Regions from separate parts of the Mus musculus genome. Here all the other regions are linked to region 1. Evidence: chromatin loops called from intact Hi-C (ENCODE). Cell type or tissue: gastrocnemius. All regions are shown on one strand.

What was found. Peaks named below come from ENCODE experiments on the same cell type or tissue, not always from the same donor. Only the 100,000 strongest peaks of a DNase experiment are listed, where the experiment ranks them.
Region 2: it touches region 1 in a loop (7-fold over the local background); 14 of 42 quality-filtered maps call a loop at or near these places.
Region 3: it touches region 1 in a loop (6-fold over the local background); 30 of 42 quality-filtered maps call a loop at or near these places.

Annotation. Positions count from the first base shown.
Region 1 is chr9:73,090,777-73,093,276 of GRCm38, forward strand. All of the region lies in intron 5 of Rab27a (RAB27A, member RAS oncogene family), which reads left to right. Among named protein-coding and RNA genes, the nearest start is that of Khdc3, 10 kb to the right of the region's middle. In gastrocnemius, no CTCF peak of the experiment used is centred here; a DNase peak (open chromatin) is centred at 1,179.
Region 2 is chr9:72,765,800-72,768,299 of GRCm38, forward strand. No RefSeq gene overlaps it. Among named protein-coding and RNA genes, the nearest start is that of Gm27204, 12 kb to the right of the region's middle. In gastrocnemius, a CTCF peak has its summit at 1,067 (motif pointing right); a DNase peak (open chromatin) is centred at 1,083; H3K4me3 peaks cover 534 bases; H3K27ac peaks cover 222 bases.
Region 3 is chr9:72,968,464-72,970,963 of GRCm38, forward strand. Dnaaf4 (dynein axonemal assembly factor 4) reads left to right here. Exons shown (of 9, transcript NM_026314.3): 7 at 569-722. Gm23567 (a small nuclear RNA gene) reads left to right here and starts at 1,139; the gene lies at 1,139-1,245. In gastrocnemius, CTCF peaks have their summits at 204 (motif pointing right) and 1,464; a DNase peak (open chromatin) is centred at 206; H3K4me3 peaks cover 168 bases; H3K27ac peaks cover 132 bases.

The sequences.
Region 1 (2,500 bases):
AATGTATTATTGTGCATACATTGAAACAACATAAGTAAGCTACAACCAAACACACAAGACTGACTCCTGGAAGCCACTTCAAGGACGCAGCGTCCAGCAAGACTCGCCATCAATTCTGGATCCACATGTAAGCCAAATGCCTAGACACATTTGACAAAACTCTCTAGAGATCATCATTGTCATTCTGACGACTTCTACAGTGCTGGGGGCTGAACTCTAGGCCTTGCACATGCCAGACAAGTGCTTTCTTAGTGAATATATGAATATATGTATATATGTGTGTGTGTATGTATATATATATATACACACACACACAGTTGGGAGGCAGAGGCAGGTGGATTTCTGAGTACGAGGCCAGCCTGGTCTACAGAATGAGTTCCAGGACAGCCAGGGCTATACAGAGAAACCCTGTCTCAAAAAACCAAAAAAAAAAAAAAAAAAATTTTGTTTAAACTATGTTTGTATAGATGCAACTACCCAGAAGGTCCACCATAGATATCAGAGGCATTATGTCTCTCTGGAGCTGGAGTTACAGTTGTGAGTGCCCGATACCGGTGCTGAGAACTGAACATGGATCCTCTGCAAGGACAGTAAGGCACACTCAACCTCTGAGCCATCGCTTAATCCCTGGCAACTTGGTGTTAAGGTTCCAGTTTTGTCAATAAGTAAATAATAGAAGTAATTTTTAAAATTAATTTATTTTTTATTTATATGAGTACACTGCAGCTATCTTCAGACACACCAGAAAAGTGCATTGGATCCCATTACAGATGGTTGTAAGCTACCATGTGGTTGCTGGGAATTAAATTCAGGATGTCTGGAAGAGCAGTCAGTGCTCTTAACTGCTGAGCCATCTCACCAGCCCGTGATGAATTTGTTGTTGTTGTTGTTGTTGTTTTTCGAGACAGGTTTTCTCTTTTTAGCCCTTGACTATTTGGAACTCACTCTGTTGACCAGCCTGATACAAACTCAGAGATCTGCCTGCCCCTGCCTCCTGAATGATGAGATTAAAGGCATGTGCCATCACCACCCACCCTTTTAAAAACACATCAAAATATTTGTTGTCTCCAGGAACTCCCAAGTAACTATTAAGTGGCCATTTGTTAGGTGGCTATATCAACCAACCATTTTTCATACCTCTAGCAAGAGCTCTCCCTGGCAATGCTGCTTTAGCGCCATCTTGTGTACATAAGGGATAGTACCAGCTTTCTATGGTGAAAGTAATGGTCCTTTTGAATTTATGTTCAGGTACCTGGACTTGTTCTCAGATAAGAATTTGGAAAAGAAAACATAAGCATCAGACACACCTTTAATCCCAGCACTCCTGAGGCAGAAGCAGGAGGGTCTCTGAGTTCAAGGCCAGCCTGGTCTACAGAATGAGTTCAGGACAGTCAGGAGGGCTACACAGAGAAGTTCTGTCTTGAAAACCAAGCCAAACCAAAAGACCAAGCTGCTCTGGAATGTGCAGAACTGGTGCCTCTGGCATGCTGGGACTGCAGGCATGCACCACCACATCCAGAAAGAATGCTGTTACTAAGAAAAGCCTCTCCATGTCTGACTGTGCCTATTTTGTTTGTTTGTTTGTTTGTTTGTTTTGTTTTGTTTTTTAAAGATGTATGAGCTGGGCGTGGTGGCACACACCTTTAATCCCAGCACTAGGGAGACAGAGGCAGGCAGATTTCTGAGTTTGAGGCCAGCCTGGTCTACAAAGTGAGTTCCAGGACAGCCAGGGCTATACAGAGAAACCCTGTCTCCAAAAAACCAACCAACCAACCAAACAAAAAAAGATGTATGTATTTATTTTATTTATGAGTACACTGTAGCTGTCTTCAGACATACCAGAAGAGAGGGCATTGGATCCCATTACAGATGGTTGTGAACCACTATGTGGTTGCTGGGAATTGAACTCAGAACCTCTGGAAGAGCAGTCAGTGTTCTTAACCACTGAGCCATCTCTCCAGCCCTGACTGTCTGTGTTAAGTGTTGTACCTGTGTCTGTCTCAGGCCCTTAGCACCATGACCTCCAGTTACTGCTCCTTTTCACGGATAAGAAGGCTCCAGAGCTATGTGGGGAGCACAGTGCTTGCTCTACAGCTTAGAATACTTGCTGTTTCCTGACTGTTCAGTACTGACTCTCCTAGAATTCACGAACATAGACCAGGCTGGCCTGGAATTCACAGAGATCGGCCTGCGGCTGATATCGTGTGGGGCTCTGTGACCAATCCAGAGTCTGTTGTTGCTTTTGGTTTTGAAGCAGGCTCCTGTCAGATGGTTCTGCGGTCCAGGCCAGCCTGGCACTTTGCATACGCAAGTCTCGGCTTCCCAAGTGCGTTTAACACAAACTAACAAGCAAACAAACAAAAGCATAACACGGTAAGCTGAGAGGGGTGGTGCACATCTGCAGTCGGAATACTGGACAGGCTGAAGCAGGAGGACTGTGAATTTGAGGCTACCTTGACTACATAGAAAATCCCAAACCCATTTGAGTTACCTAGTTAAA
Region 2 (2,500 bases), 320 kb before region 1:
AATTTCCAGGACAGCCAGGACTGTTACATCGAGAAACTCTGTCTCGAAAACAAAACAAAACAACAAAGCAAAACAAACAAACAAACAAAACCAAAAAAAGGTAAGCAGTCTCTGAGTGAGATTTCTGGACCTCCTCCCACTGGGTTAGGACCCGGAGAGGATAATGTATTTATATGTAATAGTGTAACATGTGGCAGGCATGTTACAAGTATACAAGAGAGAGATGCTTGGGAAATGATGCCTGTGTCCCCTTCTGTGGTAATCTACTATGCAGGCATATATGTGTATTCTACTTCTCTCTGTGTGTGTGCACGCATGTGCCATGGCATGTGTGTGGGGGCAGAGGACAACTTTCAGAAGTCTGTGGTTCGTTAGGATCAAATCCAGGTCCATGCTTGGAGTCAAACAGCCTTACTCCCTGAGCCCCCTCACCAGCCCAATCTATTATACTTAATAAGTGTCTCCCCCACTGTGTTTCATAACAAAGGAGTTATTTTTTCCAAATAAGACACTGGTCTGGCATTTGTGAGAAAAACTCGAGAACAAAGTGTCTGGTGAATGTTGTTTACTGACTGACTGCTTGTGAGCCACTTGCCTTCTTAGGGCTCCATGCCCCTGCTCTCTGGGGGCCCCCTCCGCGGTCCTCTCTCCAAATAACTGGGCCTGTGACCATTCAGGAGCTCTGGAGACAGGAGCAGGGTAGAGTGGCGGTATTTTCCCAGACACTGTGGAGCCTAGGTTGAGTTTCTGTTACAAGTGTCATTTGTGTGTATGAAAGGCCACTGGGACATGTAATTAGCCATCTCTTGAGCCTGTCTGATTTCACTTTTCACATGGAGGGTATGAGCATATACTGTGCTTGGCTGGGCTCAGCTGAAAGAATCAACGGGTGTCAATCGGTTCATCCGCTGAGTTTCTATCTCTGCTCTACCCCTGACTCCCGTCTGCGCCCAAAGGGCCAGATCAAAACCAGTCCTGTGATTTCTCCTAGCTCAGAATCTTCTGACACCTCCAATAAAATGTCTGTTGTTGTCCTCAGCCACTCCTTGAGGTCATTTCTGCCAGAAGATGGCGCCACGGACTCATGTTTGCCCGGAAGCGTGGGCGGTCGTTTGCGAATCAATCCCCTCTGCTTTCAAAGGCTGCAGGGAACTCACCTACTTACCAGCTGCCAACAGATTAATCTTAGAAATACTGCTGCTCATGCTCCCAGGGGGTGGCTGCACCGTGCGCCATCTCTCCCTTTGCTGACTCCGAGGGCATCAGCATGGTCTTTGGCCCGTCGTCTGGTTTCTGGAAAGCGCTAACGGTCAGGGATGAACATGTGCTGTTGTTACATAGTACCCACCATCAGCCATTTGCACGCTGTTCAGAAGGTACAAATGGCCACCGAGCTTGTCAATTGCCTAATTGCTGCTTGGGGGCGGAGGGGGGGGGGAGCAGATACAATTTTGCAACCTTAGATCTCTGGCAGCAGCTAAGCTAGAGAGGCTCAGAAAAGAGTGGTTTCTAGTTGTCTCAGGTTACTGTGAGCCAGGTCAATAGTGTGGAGAGGGATCAGGGCAGGGAAAAGAAAGGAAGAAAGAAAAAAAGAAAGAAAGAAAGAAAGAAAGAAAGAAAGAAAGAAAGAAGGAAGGAAGGAAGGAAGGAAGGAAGGAAGGAAGGAAGGAAAGAAAGAAAGAAAGAAAGAAAGAAAGAAAGAAAGAAAGAAAGAAAGAGCAAGAAAGGAAGGAAGGAAGGAAGGAAGGAAGGAAGGAAGGAAGGAAGGAAGAGAGAAAGAAAGAAAAGACCTTAGGCCAGCAGGCCCATGACTGGGATACTACCCAAAGACAGTCTAGGAGACAGAAAGAGGATCCAAAGTGAAAATTCCCCTAAATGATCCTAGGCTTTGATTTCTTCTCACATGTTAAAGAAACAGAAGAAGGGGAGGGAGAAGAAAGAGAGAAAGGGAGGAAGGAAGAGTGTGTCAGTGTGTGTGAGTGTGTGTGAGTGTGTGTGTGTGTGTGTGTGTGTGTGTGTACATCTGCTTGGGAGATAGCTCAGTCTGTAAAGGACCTAAGTTAAATCCCCAGAACCCGTGGTTTGTTTGTTTGTTTTTAACAAGCCAGTCATGGTGGCGCAAACTTGCAAGCCCCGTGCTGTGCTGTGGGGAGGTAGGGAGGGGGGACCCCCGGGGTGGGGGTGGGGTGGGTCACTAGCTACCCAACCAGCCTACTCAGTGAGATCCAGGACAGTGAGAGACCCTGTCTTAAAGATAATGTGGGCCAGGTAGTGGTGGCCCACTCCTCTAATCCCAGCACTTGGGAGGCAGAGGCAGGTGGATTTCTGAGTTTAAGGCCAGCCTGGTCTATAGAGTGAGTTCCAGGACAGCCAGGGCTACACAGAGAAACCCTGTCTCGAAAAACCAAAAAAAAAAAAAATAATAAAATAAATAAATAAATAAATAAAAAATGGATAGCTCCTAAGAAACTAGAGACCCCCCTCATCCCCTGAGAAAGAG
Region 3 (2,500 bases), 120 kb before region 1:
ATTACAGGTCTGCACCACCAGGCTGGTTGGTGTTGGCTGTGTGTGTGTTGACGGTACACCGACACGGGTGTCTTGCTCGCTCATAGCAGCTTCCTCACGTCATGAAGAGCTGTTCCCTCCTGTTGCTGTTTCTGTTCTCCGCACCAGTTTCCCCATGGTTACCAACGAGCAGCAGCGTTTGTGCTGTGTGCTTTCCTCCTCCATATCCAGCAGGGGGAGAAGTTTTACCAGCTTTTCACACTCCAACTTGAGGCCCAAGTCACCGGCTTCATTCAGGCCAGTTTAAGCCCCTTTCCTATCCCTAAATAAATTCCTTTATCAAGAAAGATAGGCATACACCTGCTGCATTAAACCAATGAGGGCAGCCTTTGGGTGGGAGGATCTGCCCTACTCAAGGTCCTTGCTTGGTGTATGTGGAAAGCTGGAGTCTGTGCAGTAGGCGGTCTCCATCTGACAGGAAATAAACAAGGCAGATGGTGAACCATCTCTCTAAGTGCCAAGTAGGCTCAATGTTATTTTTTCATGTCTGCTTCAATGTTAAATTGGCCCTTTCTTTTTGTCTCATTAGCAAATTGTTTGCAACAGAAAACTATTTGGCAGCGGTTGATGCATATAATTTAGCCATACGACTGAACTGTAAGATCCCATTATTGTATTTGAATCGGGCTGCTTGCCACCTCAAATTAAAAAACCTACACAAGGCCATCGAGGACTCTTCTAAGGTACGTATATTTCTCTGTTTGGGTGTGTTGTGTATATGTTTATGTATTTACTTCATTTAAAAATATAGTGCTTTGAGGCAGGAGAGATGGATCAGCTGTTAAGAGCACTGACTGCTCCTCCAGTGGACCCAGATTCAATTCCCAGCACCCACATGGTGGCTCACAACCATCTGTAACTCCAAGATCTGACGCCCTCCTGTAGATATACATGCAAGTAAAACACCAATGCACATAATACACACACCCATATATATATGTATATGTATATATATATATGTATATGTGTATCTATATATATATCTTTAAGATTATCATGAAGAGTCAGCTATAGTGGCTCATCAAGGGGTTGAAGGAAGAGGATCACTTAGATCAAGGCCAGGCGAATTCCAGGCAAGGTTACCAAATGAGAGAAATGTGTGCTCACTTCAGCAGCACGCATGCTAAAATTGGAATGATGCAGAGAAGAGCATCATGGTCCCTGTGCAAGGATGACACAAAAATTCATGAAGTATTTCCTAATTTTTCTTTTTGAGTTTCCATTTGGAATGTGCTTAGACTACTAAAACAATAAACTACTGATGTCTGAAAAGTGTGTTATAGAACCTAGCATGTTCACGATCCACAGGGCAGGGGGGTGGGGTGGGGCCCCGGGCCTACCTTTGCTAGGCCTTCTTTATTGGTTTAAAGGATGCTCTAGGACTTAGCACTTAGCCTAATGGTAAAGCCTCTGCTCAGCCAGTGTGAGGCGCTGGTTCTGCACTCAGTCCCCGCCCCCAGAAGTTGATGCTAAGCCCTTCTGCCTTTGGAGGTAAGCGCTGTGCTGTGTGTGGTCCCTTTTCCCTTTTGATTTGTTCTGTGTAGAGGATGCTCTACAGTTGCCGGGCTTCCTTCCTGTCTCCAAAGAGGGAGCCAAAGTGAAAGACCAATCAGCAAGTAGCAGACAGGAAGTGAAGCATAGTAAAACATCATCGCCTCTGGCACTGACAACATCCTGCAGCAGTGACGGGGAGTTCCACTGAGAGAGTCACACTGGGCGTCCTGACTGAGAGGTGTCTAGACAGAGCATAGACTTTGCTTCATGTACCCACTGCAGGCCTTTTTATGCTGTGTGATAAACAGTAGTAACCTCTGCTCTGCTGGGAATGGCTCACCCTGAGACCCAGTCATTCTCAGGGGTGCGATGTTTTGTTTTGTTTTGTTTAATTAATTAATTAATTATATTTAGTATACTGTAGCTGTCTTCAGACACTCCAGAAGAGGGAGTCAGATCTCCTTACAGATGGTTGTGAGCCACCATGTGGTTGCTGGGATTTGAACTCAGGACCTTCAGAAGATCAGTCAGGTGCTCTTACACGCTGAGCCAACTCACCAGCCTGGGTGCGATGTTTTTAATCACAGCCTCAGCACTTAGCTATTTTCCTTTCTCTCCGTTAGAGAACCTGACCTAGGATGTGGAGTTTTGGGAGATCTTGAAATAAACATGCTTGAGTCAGCTCTCAATACGTGCAAATAGCACATGACAATTTACCAATATAACTTATAGTGCGGGTCTAAATTGCCTAACATTGGCTAACATTGAACAGGCCTTAAGTTTGCTGTTCTGTGCCTTAGCCTCCCTATACCCGGGATTATCGACATGTACCACCAGGCCCAGCTGATTGATTTGTTTGTACTTTTAGTGTTTTATTTATTTTTGAGACAGGATCTCATGTAGCCTAGACTGTCCTGGAACTTAGTATGTAGAGAATGGCCTTTCACTCTTGATCCTCAAAAGTGCT